Linked DNA regions of Mus musculus: region 1 is linked to region 2. A link is a loop called in an ENCODE intact Hi-C map of the cell type or tissue named here. Cell type or tissue: heart. All regions are shown on one strand. Links, peaks and the distances in the headings refer to the core of each region. The heading gives the core; the rest is flanking DNA. Region 1 has its middle 48 kb from the start of Gm30116. Region 2 has its middle 110 kb from the start of 1700041M19Rik.

What was found. Peaks named below come from ENCODE experiments on the same cell type or tissue, not always from the same donor. Only the 100,000 strongest peaks of a DNase experiment are listed, where the experiment ranks them.
Region 1: it touches region 2 in a loop (20-fold over the local background); 8 of 42 quality-filtered maps call a loop at or near these places.

What each region holds. Positions count from the first base shown.
Region 1 is chr16:75,339,997-75,348,446 of GRCm38, forward strand. It overlaps a transcript of Robo2 not described here. Among named protein-coding and RNA genes, the nearest start is that of Gm30116, 48 kb to the right of the region's middle. In heart, for the core only: a CTCF peak has its summit at 3,478 (motif pointing right); no DNase peak of the experiment used is centred there.
Region 2 is chr16:76,894,800-76,903,249 of GRCm38, forward strand. No RefSeq gene overlaps it. Among named protein-coding and RNA genes, the nearest start is that of 1700041M19Rik, 110 kb to the right of the region's middle. In heart, for the core only: CTCF peaks have their summits at 4,535 (motif pointing left) and 4,751; no DNase peak of the experiment used is centred there.

The DNA of each region.
Region 1 (8,450 bases), core at 393-8,392, 1.6 Mb before region 2:
CATTAAGCCAAATGCCAAAAGAAAAGCATTATATTTAGTTCCCTAATGCATCGTACATTATTCAAACCTTATCTAATATAGAAACTTATATCACATGATTCATATACTTAGGAAATAACAAGTTGATTACAAACAACTGTGAATATTCTTGTTAGGGTATCTTCTTGGATATCCACACCTTAATAATGATTATCGGACGAGGACATGCTGGGTGGTAGCAAGAGAGCATCTTCAAACTTGTTTTATGATCTCAATTTTATTTTAAGTTGGACAAAATATTTGACAATCTCAATATCATGGTCTAAGGGTTCCATTTACCCATACTCAAAGCGTTGCTCACATGTACCCCCAAACTGACAAAATTAAGGTTTATTATAGTAAATGCAGTTCTTTGCAGCTTACATCTAGACTCACTGTTTGGATTTAATGCAGTGTGTTACCTACTCTACAGTGTTGACCAGATTGCCTATTGGAAAATGAGTGTTCCTATCCCTGTAGGCAAAATTTACTTTCAAGTCACACGAGTGGAAGCATAATTTGGGTTCTGTTTATCGAAAAGTCTATATTTTGGACCAACACTTCCCCAGAAATGATAGAGGATGGAATGTCATGTCAGAGTCCTACAGTCCTCATGAGGAAAATGTTTAGACTAAGAGATCTATGATTTTGCAGCAAAATCTGGCCCACAAAAGGGATTGCAAAGAAATATTACATTCATGAGATGCTGAAATCCATTTATTCCTTAAAATGTTCTATAAAAAATAGATGGCATGACATGTCATTTCTATAGTAAAATGCTCAACATGCAAGTGGACGTTTGGTTAGCTTTAACTACCATTTGTAAAACTCACTGGGTGATGGATCATTAATGTTTCAGGCCACTTGTAAAAAACAGCTGATACTAACACTAAGATATATTTTAAAAATTCTAGATTTCCCAAAGTTTAAGTTTCAGTAATATTAAATGATTTTGGAATAAATGTTTTTTTTAATTAACTGATTTATTTACTTTACACCTTGATTGCAGCTTCCTCTCCCTTCTCTCCTCCCAGTCCCTCTACCCCCTTTTCCCTCCCCCATACCTCCCTCCTTCCTTTCTCCTCAGAAAAGCAGAGGCCTCCCATGGGTATCAGCCCACCTTGACATATATTAAGTTGCAGTATGATTAGGCAAATCTCCTATTGAGGCTAGACAAGGCAGCAAGTTAAGGAAATGGATCCAAAGGCAGGAAAGAGGCAGTGGCAGTCCCTGCTGTTTGGGGACCCACATGCAGACCAAGTTTTCTGTTATATATGTGGGGGCAGGGAGGGCTAGGTCTGTTTTATGCATGCTTTCTGGCTGGGGGTTCAGTTTATATGGCCCTCTATGGGCCCAGGTTAGTTGATTCTGTTGGATTTCTTGTTGTGTCTTTGAACATTCAAAAATTAGGAATTCTTTGCTGCAATAACAGCATGGTAATCTGTATATTAGACTTGGTTTAGCTGAGGTTTAAGAATGTGGACTTTATAGTTCATTGTCACATGTTTAGGCATATTGATGCTGACACTTCCTGCTAGGTCCCAATGAACAACCATTTCTTATAGAATTCTGTTTATGGGCAGTAAAAGCATTTTAATATAATCATGCCCAAAGGTCCCCATCATGATGAAATCTGATGAATTCTCAGACCACAGTTCCAGGTCCCAGATGTGTGCTACAACCATTTCACTCTCTCCAACCCCTGTCAATCAAGGCTGCCAAGCCTTGGTCACAGACACGATAACTACTGTTGCTTCATTTTTAACTTGCTCCATGTATGTCTTTTCCCTCTAGAGATAACTTTCATGAGAAATACCAGACCACACAGCCTGACAGTTCATTTAGGTGTCCTGAGAAATATAATTACTATGCTTTTCTAAAACTCTTGATCTTTGGGAACATGATTAAGCTCTTGTGGAATTTATAAATTCTTTTGTTTTCTTGTTTGGATTACACTCAGAAGTTTTATAATTAAGTAAAGGCTCAATAGAAATCCTCTTATTTATATGTAACTTGTTAGCCGACATTCATGTTGCTTATAGATGCGTATAATTCAGCAGGATAAGCTACTTAAACTCTTCGGAGAAAACCTTTTCAAAAGGAAAAGACTAGCAAGGCAAGATGGTGCCAAGAAAGTAGTTAAAGCACAAACGCATGGTTGGATAAATCATTCAGTCAGTCAAGGAAGAAAATATGATGAACTCTGACCTTCAAAGCTGGCATGTCTGAGGAGACGGTACACAATACAACCCGGTGATTTGGGGCATCCATGAATATAAAGGAAGACAAAAAGTTCCCCGAAGAGGAAACATTAGTCCTTCATGATGACTGAAGACAGATCTGCAGAAGCAACTCAGCAGCCCCCGCTTGAAGCAGTCCGGACATCTATGTATTTCACAAGGGTCTCCCTCAATCTTCAAGCAGATCTGAGACTTTATGGAAAACAGGGGTTTGCATTTGCTCTCGTTCTCTTTCATACATATTATTTCTCAAAGCCAAGCATCTGTGAGGAACTGATCGGCGGTGAATTTGAGGTCCTTGCTCTGACAAATATCCGGAAAGTGTGAGTCCGTGTTTGCATTTACAAACAAAGCGTTGCGCTGTAAAATTCAGCTAAGGAGTGTGTGCTGTCTTCCTAAGAAAAGAAGGAACAGGATATAGCCAGGCCTTCATCAAACAGTTCAGTTCTGAGTGAAACTATGTAGCCAGCACAGCTTGCTTGGAGAAGAAAGCAATTTAGACTCGATTTTAATGCACGTAAAAATAGTGAGGAAAAGCCTATTCTCTAGGAAGCCATGCCTAGTATTTGTCCAAACCAAACCAAAACGCAACACAACACAACCACAATAACAGAAAACCTCTGATAATGAGTATGACTGGCCAAAACTTAGGGGAGAAGGAAGTGAGAGGAAAGATGGAAAGACCATCAACAGAGAAGCAGGCTATAGAACTTTCTGGAACTCCTTCCAAAACTAAGGCAACACGCTGATCGTGTAAGTGAACCTGGATATCTTGGTGTCTGAAATAGTGTGAAAACACACCCAGACTGGAGGAAATTTATTTACATAAAGTGTTAAAAACAGAAACTCAGAGGCAGAGAACGGGGGGGGGGGGGGGGGGGGACCTGCCCATAAACCACACCTAGCTATTTTGACATCCTCTTTTTATAAGTTTACAGAACTGAATGGGATTGCTGTAGTTTGTGCCTCCCTATTTCCCACAGGCGCACTTTACCCTCTTGTATAAGGTCTAGTCAGGCTTCAGTGCCTAATCTCCATCCGGATGACTCCTGCAGTCAGGGATCTTGGTTGATTATTATATGCAAGCGCAATTAAAAAAAAAAAAAAACTAAAAAAGAATTGCTTCTATTTTTGAGCCTGGGTCCATGCATGTAAAATGATTCTGATTGGTTGTTAAAATTATACTTCTCAGGACACATGTAGTGTATCAGATAACCACAAGAGGGCAGTATAAGGCCAGCGTTCATACTTTAAAAATTAAAACATAAAAAAGTTTCTGCAAGTGAGATTTGATTAAAACAAAATCCTGTCTTCTAACGGTTAACAGAGAACCATGTTCCGTAATATTTCCAGACCCCATAGGCTGTTTGTAATAGAATGGAAAGAGAATGTCTGACTTTTGCTCACATCCGTTCCACCTCCAACCTGGCCCCTATCAGTTTTCAAACAGCCTAGCAAGGAATTTTCCAATTCAAAGGCTTTTGCACATTCTGTTTATATCTGCCTGGGACACTCCCTAACCCTGCCTTAATCTTCATGGTCCCTGTTTAACCGCAATTTCCTTAGACTGCTTTCAAAGCCGTTAGACTTTAAAGCAGGTTTCTCTCCCACAACTCCCAACTGCGTATGTCAGCAGCCCATGTATATAAGACATGGCATTTATCCTCATTTAGAAATATTTTGTGTGCCTTCCTATTTAATTTTTTTTTTCGATTTCATCCAAGAATCCTCTAAGCTTCATGAATTTAAAAATGTCTCGCTGCAGCAAGACTTTTTAATCCCTGGACTTCAGTACAGTGGGGCATCATAAAGGTTCAGAACTGTCTGCCAAATGAATAAATCTTAATGACCATGGCTTATTTTTTCCCACCAGATTCAAGCAAGTCTGACCCCTCTCATATAATCCCTTACCATGGTAACAAGAAAAACATTTTTTCCTTATGTTTTCTTGCTATGTGGCGCAGGGACTTCCCTGGAATTTAAATGAATTCATATGAGTTCTGACTGATTTGATTTAGGTTATTTCTCTTCCATTAAAAAAAAGAAAAGTCCCTTCTTTGGATGAGGTCTTTTGGTATTTCAGGAGGACACAGACATTAAGGAAGGGGAGTAGCTGAGCAGCTGGTGGGAGAGAGAGTTAGTTATCATTAAGGGCATGACCACACTTCACTCAGCATCGGATAGCCACGCACCTAAAACTGTAAGAGCAGCAGAAATAGGATCGCGAAGACAAAACAGGACAACCGCAGTGATATAAGCCTAGAATACTAGCATTTGGGAGGCTGAGACAGGAGTGCCCAACCCACTTTATTTACACAACTAGACTCTTTCTACAATACATAAGGAGGAGGAGGAGGAGGAGGAGGAGGAGGAGGAGGGGAGGAGGACTGGAAAGAAAAGGAGTGGGAAATTGAAGGGATGGAGGAAATCCACAGTAGTGATGACCAATCGTAAGGCTACCCTTGCACAGTCCTAGAATAAGGGGCATAACCAGAGGTCTGTGACCAATCGCTCAATGACTTTCACTCCACACATAGCAGGATACTGTCATACAAATTGTTGTTTAAGAAAATGAGTGTTTCCTGAAGGTTGCAAAAGATGCTATGGTTGATTTTAAATAGGTGATTTTTTCTTTGTTTTTATTTTATTTTATTTTTTATTTATTTATATTATTATTATTATTATTGCCATGGAACAGCTGCCTAGAATGTAACTCTGACCATCCTCATAGCCTGTAGAACCCAGGCATACCGCAGTAAATTTAAGGTCTTCGCCATCTGTGGTTTTGAAAATCATCAGATCAACCCTTATCAGGAAGAAGTGGAATTCTCTAATAATAAAATGATTTTTCTGATAGAAGCCCCAAGGCCGTGATTTCCCCCTTGCCAATATTATATCCCATCCCAGCAAGGAATGGGGAAAGGACAGAGCAGTGCCCACTGGTATACGGCAAAAGCTCCATGCCCAAGAAGATATGCTGCCAAGTGGAACTCAAAGAAGTCCAAAATGGCTGACCACTGACTGAAGGAGACAGCTCACAATACAACATCTCTGTCTTAAATGTGAGCACTGCTCAGTGCCAGAGAGATATCAACCGCCCTGTACCCTGTGGAGAAAATCCTCACACATTAGCACACCCTTGACTGTGTTTTTAAGTATCTTGGAAAGGAAGGTTAAGTAAATGACCTCATTTTAGTACTTGGCAATTTATCCATTTTCATTTCCAAGATTCTAAAGTCCGTTACTCAACTTAAAAACAAGATTGCAACAAATCTAAATGTTGTGTAAGTCAGCCCACCCACCTCCAAAAAAAAAAGAAAGAAACAAAGAAACAAAGGAAGAAAGAAAAAAATAGAAAACAACCATGTAAGCAGATATGAATAATTGGGTCTCTAAAATGAAGCATTAAATGGTTCCTCGATGGAGAAAAGTCTTTGAATAGAAGCCTTTTTAGTGATGGCTCTGCTTTTCAGTCCAGGTTCTATTTCAGTCTCAGATAATTCACCAACACCTATGCACACCTGGAAACATCTGCGGCTCTATGCAATGTCAACTTTTATTATAGTTTATTCGCACCTGCATAGCGTTCATTAGAATTTTTTTTTTTGCTTATTTTTTTTTTTTTGCTTATTTTTTCCCCTGAATCCTACCACATCCTAACCAGGTGTTCTACCCCTCCTAGAATCTGCTATTCTTGGAATGTATTGTCTAGTTCTTTTTCAAAACCAAAAAGTGACTTTATGCAAGTTTGAATGAAATTAACTTATGTTTAACTTGCTTCTGCCCCTTTTATGTGCTCTGGGCATTTAGGTGTATTTATGTAATTTCATGGTTAATGGTTGCTTTTGACAGCCTTTATTCGTGGTTCCCCAGCAGATATTTTCTGTTTCTCTCAGGATTTTTAAATCTCAAGTGAATCAGTGTTTACTTCTGTTTTCTGTTGTCTGTGGCCTGTGACACGTCTGTTCATATGTCACTGACACAATCCTTATGCTGACAACAGGTCTGACAGATGGACTCTACATTACTGACATGTAAACTTGAAGTATATTTAGAAACCTAAGAATCACAATACATTTGTTTCCTCACAAGCAAAACTGGAGCATCCTGTTTTTCTAAAAGCCAATTATGTTGATGTTGACTATTAAAAAAAAAAAAAAGTCAGAAGCAGTAATTAAATAAATGTCAATAAGATGACCTTACAATATTTAAGTTGAATCCAGACACATATATAAGACATACACAAATTTCAATCCATACAATATTAACACCTTCAGAAGTTTCCTCTGTGAAAAAAAAAATCAAAATGAGAACCTATGGTCACTTGATCTTTGACAAGGGAGCTAAAACCATCCAGTGGAAAGAAGACAGCATCTTCAACAAATGGTGCTGGCTCAACTGGCAGTTATCATGTAAAAGAATGCGAATTGATCCATTCTTATCTCCTTGTACAAAGCTCAAGTCTAAGTGGATCAAAGAACTCCACATAAAACCAGAGACACTGAAACTTACAGAGGAGAAAGTGGGAAGAGCCTCGAAGATACGGGCACAGGGGGAAGATTCCTGAACAAAATACGAATGGCTTGTGCTGTAAGATCAAGAATTGACAAATGGGACCTCAAAAATATTGCAAAGCTTCTGTAAGGCAAAATTATAAATCAACAGTTATTTTAATTAATACTATGCTTTACTAGCAGAATAACAGTTGGTTCCCCCTAGGTCCTGCCGTTTGTCTAGCCACAGATTCTTGGCCATGAGAACTGTGCCAGATATGGGTTCCACCTTGTGTAGTGGGCATCTTCTTGGGCATAGAGCTCCTGCCAGAACCCAATGAGCAGAGCTATCTTCCTTCCCTGTTCCTTCCCAGACTGGAATAATATTATAATAATTATATATCATAATAATTATTATAATAATATTGGGAAAACACAGCCTCAGGACTCCTATCACAAAATCATTTTATTGTTATGGAATTTCACTTATTCCTCCTGAGCTTTGGTCCAGTGGTCTCCAAACCAGAGGTGGAGAAGATCTTAAGTTCACCGAGGTGTGTCTGTATTCTTCAGCCATTGAAGATGCTCAGACTTTATACCCTACCATGCTATCCTGGGACACAAAAGAATAAACAAACAAACAAACAAACAAAAAAACCAACTTCACCTATTTACAATTAACCATGGCATCTTGTATAGTACTACAGTGTTTCAAATTATTTTAAGAGTGGGAAAAGTATATTACCATAATGCAACGTATAGAAATTAAAGAAATGTATATGCAGCTCTGTAGATGATGTTGGTTAATGTGGATATTGATCAGTCTAGAGTCCCTATAGAACTGTAGAGTCCCAAAACCATTCACCACATCATATGGAACTATTTTCTCTCTTCGTGAGTTATACTCTAATGTCAGAGGCTAAGAGGAGGATTTATGCTGAGAAGAAGTAATATGCATTATAAGTTCCCAAAATTACTTTTCTTTATTATTCTAATACTGCTCTCTCTGTGTTGATGTGAGACTCATTAGGAGATATTCTTTAACTGAAAGGTCATTATGAGTAGAGCTAAGTGTCTTTGTTGATGAAAGTAACTGAAATTTTTCCATATTGCTTTCTTTAATGGGGTAGACAAAACAGGTGTTTTCATTGTAAGCACCATTTACCAAGGAATTGAAAATTCATGGTGTTGTGAACTAGACAAGAAAAGCAAGTAGAATGTTTTCTTAGCCAAATGCATGGCAGTATTAATCCATTGCTGTTAACCTCAGCCAGACTTCAAGTACTGACTAGAAAATACCTATTACCTTTCTCTTTTTCAGTTAGAACTTTTCAAGATGATCTAGTCTAAGTTTTGCCACATAGACAACTCTGAGCTAGCTTTCATTCTCCTTAAACTCTGTCTACTTGTTCCCTAAGAAAGATAGAAGCCATGGTCACACAAATATGTGGCATCCATCTTTAAAACACCCTGAACCTTGTCAGGAATGCAGCCACCACTCTCCTGTTCAGGAGAAACATAAAACAAACTGTGATTTCTCCCTCTTTCTCTGTGCCCTTTCTCCTGCCTCAGGTTTTCTGCCTACTTTACACAAAGATCAACAGATGTGGATACATTAACACTCCATTCCTATGCATTCCTCAATGTTCCGATGCTATTGCTACTTTCTTCATATACTCATGGCTGCATTAATTACAGA
Region 2 (8,450 bases), core at 320-8,319:
AAAGTTTTGCATTTGAAGGGATTCAAGGCTCTCTCCCTTCCAAAATGGCCCGTGGGCATTTGAGAAACCAGCAAGAGCAGAAAGGTCACCCTCACCTTCCCTGTAGCCCCTTCTGTCCTGAAGGAAGTCATAAAACCTAGAAAGAATTCTTTGACCTCCTCCCCTAAGGCATGCAGTAAAACCCAGATGACCTTCTCCTGCAGCAAGCCATAAACCTTTCATTTGTGTGCCCTCTCTTACCCCTAGGAAGACCCTGGCCTTCTCTCTAAAGAAGGGACATGGAGGAAAATCGGAGCAAGCGCATCCTTTTCAGGTCCCTGGTTTATTGTGGCTGAGTTATCCCCTTCAGTTTTTTAGTTTAGTTTTCCCCTCTGATTCTGAATGTCCGTGCCTTTCTCATCTGAAACAGAATCATGATCAGACTTCCCACTTCTTCATCTTTTCATTTCTCAGCCTCCCATACCAAATAATTTTATTGCTAATCTGCCCTTCTATAGAAGACATGAATCCGAAGGTAGGTAAGAGACTAACTTTTTCTCCCCAGCAAAACCCACTTGTCAAAATGAACTCCAAGTCTATTAGACGCCAGACTGTCTCCCTCATGTCCTCCTCTGTCCCAACTCTTTCTTTTATTTTAGACTTAAAATAAGGATAAATTGCTTTTAACATTTTGGGACCACAGTGTATGAGTGAATCCCAACCAACCCCAATAGCTTTGCCTCCGCCTCCAAACTGAGTCTGTCAGTAACTTCCTGGAGCCTTGGGCTTGGTTTTGTTGTTGTTGTTGTTTTGTTTTGTTTTTGTTTTTCCTTAGTTTTACTTAAAGGATCTAAAATTCAAGTGCTCAAGTTAGCATTTTGAAAAGATCTATGAATTTTTACATTGTAAAGGAGCTGCCTGCCTATTGCTCCAAACCACAGTGGTTTCAAACACAGCCTCTGCTGGAGAATTTGGTCAGCTACCTATTCCCTAAGCCCCACTTCCCACACATTTCCCCACGCCCAGGGAGAACTCTTAGGTCTAGAGGCTACAGGGATTATCCATTCAGACTGTCAAAAATAACTGCAACAAAGAATGGTTCTGCATGGTCAAAAGTCCTGCTCAGGTGGGGGAATTGCATCATCTGGGCTCCATCCACCCAGGAGCAGTAATTGTGTGTGTGCTTGTGCTCATCTGGGAACAGCAGCTCGGTGTACCGTGTGGTTAGTGACTTACCGGCTTACCAACACTTGGCCTTGTGTTCCCTGTATTGGATTGAAGTTAACTGTCCAGTTACATAATCCGTTCTAGTTTTCATTTCATTAGATCTCTAGTACAATAGATGTCTTCTGTGAGTTCCTCCCAATTAGCATTTCATAGCATTTCATTACTAAAAGGCAAGATCTTTACCCTACCACCTTTAAAAAAAGGCTCAGTGGCTTAGAGCTTTTTTTTTATTATTTTTAAGAGAGAGAGAACACAAACTTTAGATCATTAACCTGTTCTTGCTTGTTGTTTGACATTTCAAATGTGTTGCTCTCTTGCTAATAACTCTTCCCAAAGTGCACAGGAGGAGAATGCACTCTTTCGGATGCTCCGGCACAGCAGCACTTTAGCTAACAGACAATAATAAATCCGGACTGACAGGGAGTGCTGACCGCGGCGCATTCTGTGGTGAGAATGGGCCGGACTTGCAGCTTCCCATTAAATTAATGAGAAGCCTGGGCCTCTTTGACCAGCAGGAGAGAGCAACAGAACTGAGGCTCTGAACGCGGTCCTACGTGCTGGGAAGGGAAGCAAGGGGAAAGGGCAACCACTTCAGTTAAGCGCTTGGCTTTGACAGGCTTCTCCTCCACGCGCTCCAGGGTTCTCCCAACTTTTAGGAATGGTTGCAACTAACATAGCCTGTTGGAGTATTTTAGGTTATCTCTACCGTCGTTTCTTAAATAAACAAGAAATTCAAAGACCAGGAGTCCGTGCAGGTCTCTAAAACTGTCTGCCGAAAGCATGCTCTTAGTTTGGACTGCTGGAAAGGATTTTCATGTTTGGTTTGTTTGCTTTTTGGCTCACTTACGTCTTAATCTGCTTTATATGGGGAGACACACCACTTATTTAAAGGTTAAAATTTTAAATAAAACTTGGAACCTACTTTGAAGTTTATCTTGAGTTACTGAATGTCAAAGAGTTAGCCAAGATGTACTGGGAACAATTTGAATGGCCTGGAACATGTCATTTAGTCTTCCAAGGGCTCACCTTTCCACTTGTAAAAGATTAATATTACACACACACACACACACACACATATATATATATATATAATATAGGACATATATAATCCAATATAGGATTAATATCATATATAATATTATATAATTAATATTTTATATATTATATAGGAATGTATATTATATATAATATTATATATATTATACACACACAATATGTGTGTGTATGTGTGTGTGTGTGTTTGGGTTATGTGTGTGCATATGCATATATAATATGAATGTATAAGCATGTAATGTATATATATATGATGTAATATATATGTATGCATACAAATGTATGTATTCTGCTCTCCTTAACAACAAATGCAGATGTGCTTCCTAGAATTCATGATTTCTTGGGCACAGATCTTTCTGTACAAACGGGACTAGCGCCCTACCTGTTGTACCCTCCTGTGGTAGACCAGGCCGGTTCTAACTCAGAGGTTAGGGATCCAGCCCATGCTGAGATGTTTTTCCCACTGCTGCTCTGACCATCCTTCTCCTTGCTTGACACGTCACCTGGTTAACAGGCGTTGGTCATTGAGCCCTGACACAGCTTAGGTGATATTTGACCTTTTTTAGTCTATAATTCATTCTTGGAATTTTCCACTAAAAAAATCCTTACATATTACTATGAAATCTTTCATTTCCTATATTTTAAAAAAATATAGGAGACATATTCTCACAGCTTTTTCCATCTAATAATGTATTTTCTAATCTTCAGTATGCCTTGGATTTTCTCTCAGAAGATGGAAGCTTAAAAAAAAGGTTAAAGACGGAAGACAATACTCAAGTTCGGATGCAAGTGTTTGTTTACTTGCTATTATTATTACTGCTCACTCTTCTCGGCTAGCTTTACACCTCTCATCCTCCTGCTTCCGGAACCTTCCAAGTGTTGGGACTGCAGCTGTGAGCCACTCTATCTGTTTGCATAAGAATTTGAAATTGTCACAATCCCTAACATTAACACAAAAAGCTCAGAGGTTTGTTGGATCGGTATTGTTCCAGGCAATTCTAAGAGAGCTCAAATCCAGGGAATTTAAACCAGACTTTAATATCCAGAGTTCTTTGCAAGCTTCTTTAAAATTCTCCAACCATGAAAGAAAGCAACCTGAAATAGGGCTTACTATGTGATAAGCACGTGAATGCATTTGTTTAGCTTCTACAAGTGTGGACGTCACGATGTATGAAGATGATGTAGAGGGGCTCCTGAGATGGCTCAGCCAGTATCGTGCTTTCTGCACAAGCACAGGGGCCCAAGTATGGATCCTCAGCACAGACATAAAACCCAGGCCCGACTGGCATATGTCTGTGCGTAACCCCAGTGCTGGCGAGGCCATGACGGGAGGCTCTGAGCTGCTGCTGCTGCTGCTGGCAGCCAGTAGAGCTCAGTTTCTGAGCCCCGGGTTCACAGAGACCGTGCTTCGAAAAACCAGGGGTGGAGAAACAACATTGAGAACAACATTGGGCATTGACCTCTGGTCTCTACATGCTCAGGCGCGCGCACACACAAACACACACACACACACACACACACACACACACATGTATTTACACACAAGTTTAAGGAATGGAAACTTAACCACTGGGAGGTCATGACTCTTCTTTGGACCCATCCTGTGATGATGTCCACTCACACTGTCAGGCATGTCTTAGAGCTATGGGGTGAGGTATTTGGGCAAGCTTCGTCATGCCTTTTTTGCAACATTTTTTATTTATTTATTTTTTAGGTATCCTCCTCATCTGCCCTTTGCACTTCTTTTTCTCTGTCCTTCTTTAAAGTCAAAGCCTAACCTTCCCATTTAAACTCTTTCACGTTTGCCAACGTTCTTAATCTAACCATCAACCTACTTTATTATTAGTTAGTGCCGATTAAGAAATAGCTAGCCTATATCATTTACAAATAACATCTGATTTACAACATTGTACGGTTATGCCATATTGTTATTGTATTTACAGATTTAAAAAATAAAAACTTAAAGACATATAGCAATGTGCCTAAAATCAATTTGGTGCAGGCTGAAGGAAAGTAGCCAATCCCATAAAAACATCTAAGCCCCAGGAAGCAAAGCAAAATGTCTCCGAGATCAGGCGGTGGAATTTAGCTATTTAATTATTCACGTCATAGCTTTGATCATTTATCTTTGTTTTTTTAATGTCACTTCAACTTTCTCCAAGAAATTGTTCCACACAGAGGAAAAGGAAAAGGAAAAGAAAGAAAAAAAAAAAAAAAAAAAAAATCACTGTAGATTTCACGGACTACGATTGCCATCTTGTGTCCAAGAGTGGTAGTACATGGGAGGGGAAAGTTTTGTTTTGTTAATTACTGTAAACAGGAGTCAACATCTAGTCCATACATGGATTGAATTCAGCCCTCTATGTGCGACCAAAAAAAAAAAAAAAAAAAAAGGAATGTTAAACGTTAGTATTGGAGGCTTTAAAATTTTTTAAGACATGAAAAGAAGTTGAACACAGCAATTATGAATTTCGTATTAATTTCCATATATGGCTTGTTTGTTGCTGTTTTTTGTTAGTTTTTAGGTTTTTAGAACACTTTGTAGTTACCACTGAGAATTCAGCATAGAGCCTGATATCTGTTATGTGCATTGAGCAAAATTGAGGTGTTGCGTCTTTGTGGTCCGAGTGTTCCTCCCTGATACGAGGCATTTTGAAACCTTCTTGCAGGTAGATGAATGTACACATTTGATTTTACTTCTTTCTTGTCTAAGTTGTTCTCATTTCTATGTCCCTTAGAACTTTTTTTTCTTTGTTGACTTATTTAAATCCCACTGTTGCAGAAGTCAGCTGTCCATGCTGAAGAGCAGAAATCAGAGGTTTTGGATTCAAAACTACCTCAAACCATGATGTTAGAAGAGACATGAAGGCCCACGAAGAGACAAGTCCTTCTAGTCAAGAGAGTAGGTCTTACTGATCTTGATGAAAGTCCAAAGTTCCCAATCTAATCACTAACACCTTCGATTATTAGAAGTAGTATTGATTAAGAATTGCTTATCCAATATCTCTTACAAATATCCTCTTATTTACAGCATTATATGGTTACGTCAGTGTCAGTTGGACTGGGTTAATCCCTTGGCCAAGGGACCACTGCTGGGAAAGAGGAAGGCCCTAGAAGCTAGGCTCCCCAGTTGAAGGGATACATGAGATAATTATTCTTTTAATAGGATAGTGTAATTTCCTTGAGCTTATGTAGGACATTTCACATAGTAACTATATCCCTCCATATATGCAAAATCTTGGGAGCGACGTTAACATCATCGGGTTTGATTGTGCTTAGAGAACTTTCAGCCAGCCCCAAGCTGGAGAATCTGCGGTTGCTTGCCTCCTAAGACACAGCAAGGCACTGCATTGCACATTCCTGGGTTTTGCGTGTGCATTTTTGTCAGGTAGTTTCTGTATAACATTTCATGCTGAAATAGTTACAAAACTGTTACTGGTACAGAGGAGGAGGCTAACGTTCCCCCATGGTATAATTCGCTAAGGGTTGGGCAGCGTCACAACAGGACTCGGATGCTAACTTTCTTTCTTTCTTTTTTTTTTTTGGATAATATTTTTTAATTAGGTATTTATTTCATTTAAATTTCCAATGCTATCCCAAAAGTCCCCCACACGCTCCCCTACCCACTCCCCTACCCACCCACTCACATTTTTTGGCCCTGGCGTTCCCCTGTACTGGGGCATATAAAGTTTGCAAGACCAATGGGCCTCTCTTTCCAGTGATGGCCAACTAGGCCATCTTCTGATACATATGCAGCCAGAGACAAGAGCTCCAGGGGGTACTGGGTAGTTCATATTGTTGTTTCACCTATAGGGTTGCAAATCCCTTCAGCTCCTTGGTTACTTTCTCTAGCTCCTCCATTAGGGGCCCTGTGATCCATCCAATAGCTGACTGTGAGCATCCACTTCTGTGTTTGCTAGGCCCCGGCATAGGAACTCTCAATTCTGAATATCTATGCTCCAAATGCAAGGGCAGCCACATTCATTAAAGACACTTTAGTAAAGCTCAAAGCACACATTGCACCTCACACAGTAATAATGGGAGACTTCAACACACCACTTTCACCAATGGACAGATCATGGAAACAGAAACTAAACAGGGACACAGTGAAACTAACAGAAGTCATGATGCTTAACTTTCTTCTCCTTCAATGCGGCACCCAGGAAAGCAGATGACATCTTCCTTCCAGGAAGCTTCCCCCGTTAGAGAGAAGCCACCGTTCAGACCGTTTTTAGAGGCACACTGCCTTTGAAGTCCAGTGCTGGCGTCTCACCTTTAAACCGCTAAAGAGATGAACTACTATTTATGAAAGCAATTCTAATTAGACTCTCCTCTCCTTTTGCACACTGCCTGTCAGCCTCTTCCACTACTTCACTGCTTCAAAGCAGAAGAGTAAAGAGGAGGCAAAGGAAGAGAATTCTACAGGAAAGAAGATACAGGTTCATCTATGGGAAGGATCATGGATACCAAGTGGCTTCAATCGGCTTTTCTCTTACAACCTGACTTGGGATTGGCACTGCAATGTGCCCTGTCGTGGAATACTTATTAAGACATCAAAGGCGACAACCACTAAAGGGTCTAAGTTACAGTTCCCCATGTTTGGTTCTTCTCTATCTTTATGTCCTAGTACTACAATAGTACTAATAAAGAAAACCTCTCTGATCTTTGTGGCTGTATCAGTGGATCAGCTGGAGCTGACTCTGGCTGATCTTGCCTGGCCTCCTTTACCCATTTGCAGCTGGTTGAGATGCCTGAAGCTGGCCCATCTAGGCCGCAACTCTGTTCCATCTAGCCACGTAGCTCCTGATCGTCTCATCACACTGATGAAGCCACCCCTATTAGTTGAAATATATACTACTATAATGCTACTTGTGAGATCACGAGTTACGTTTTTGCATGACTATTAATATGTGATTTATGTTTTAAAAAAAAAGGAAGGTTAAAGCAGCCTACGTACCATTGTAAATTGCCACTGCCAATCATATTGCATTAAGAGAGCATTCAAAAGCATATATAGAACTCAGAGGGTGAGAAAAAAATGTAGTAGCATGCTGTGCCTCTAGCACTAAATATATGCTGCAGATCAAAAAATAATAATTCTGAGTGACATGTGAATTATCAGGTCACAGCAGATAGAAGACTATCGGGTTTACACACATAAACATTTATATTTAGTTCCAGAGAGGGTGCTAAGAAGATATCAAAGCCATTAACTGTCTGGATGATTTGAAAAGCTCCCACGAGTAAGCATGTATCAGGTCAAGCTCTGGAAAACGAGGAATGTCCATAGGCAAGCAGCTTAGGAGGCAATTTTACTCTGTAGATTCGAGTGGCCGAGATGCTGATTTCATTCACAGGTTTTGGCAGCATCCCAGATATAAAGATGGAATCCAGGCACTGCTTGCTGGTTGGGCTCTGCAATGGTTAGGGTTTTTTGTTTGTTTGTTTGTTTGTTTGTTTTTTGTTTTGTTTGTTTGTTTGTTTTTGTCAATTCAACACAAGCAAACCAGGATCATCTAGAAAGTGGGAACTTCAACAGAGAAAATGCCTCTATGTGATTAATAGGTAAGTCTGGGGGAGGTATTGATCACTGATTGATGTGGGCAAGGCTGCCTCTAGGGAAGGTGGTCCTGGGTTGTAGGAGAAAGCACGCTGAACAAAACGTGGGTGCAAACCACTAAACAGGGTTCCTCCATGAGCTTTGCTTCAGTCCCTGCCTCCAGGTTCCTGCATTCGAGTTCCTAACCTAAATTCCCTCCACCTTGGACTGTGATCAGGAAACTGAAGTAAACTCCTTCCCAAGTTTGTTCCCAGCTGTGTTTTATCATAGCAACGGAAAACAAGCTAGGACAGGCCCTAGAGTCTATATTCTGATCAATTTTAACCAAACTTCCCCAGCATAAAAATCTGCCTTTGGAGCCACTATATTGATTAATGTTAGTTGTAAGCATGCCATCACCTAGAATAACGGGCTAACTGACTTTCGGGGAAAGGTAGTCTAGATGACCACAGCCCATGAGCGAGCCTGTGGGAGACTGTCTTGATTGCTCTCTTTGACACTGGAAGGTTCAACCTGGAAATAGGCAGGCGGGTTCCCTGAGCGGGGGCCCTGGACCTTGCGAATAGTGGAAGCTGACTGAGGACGAGCACATGGATGTCTCTTTCTCTCTACGTTTTACTGGATGTGATGA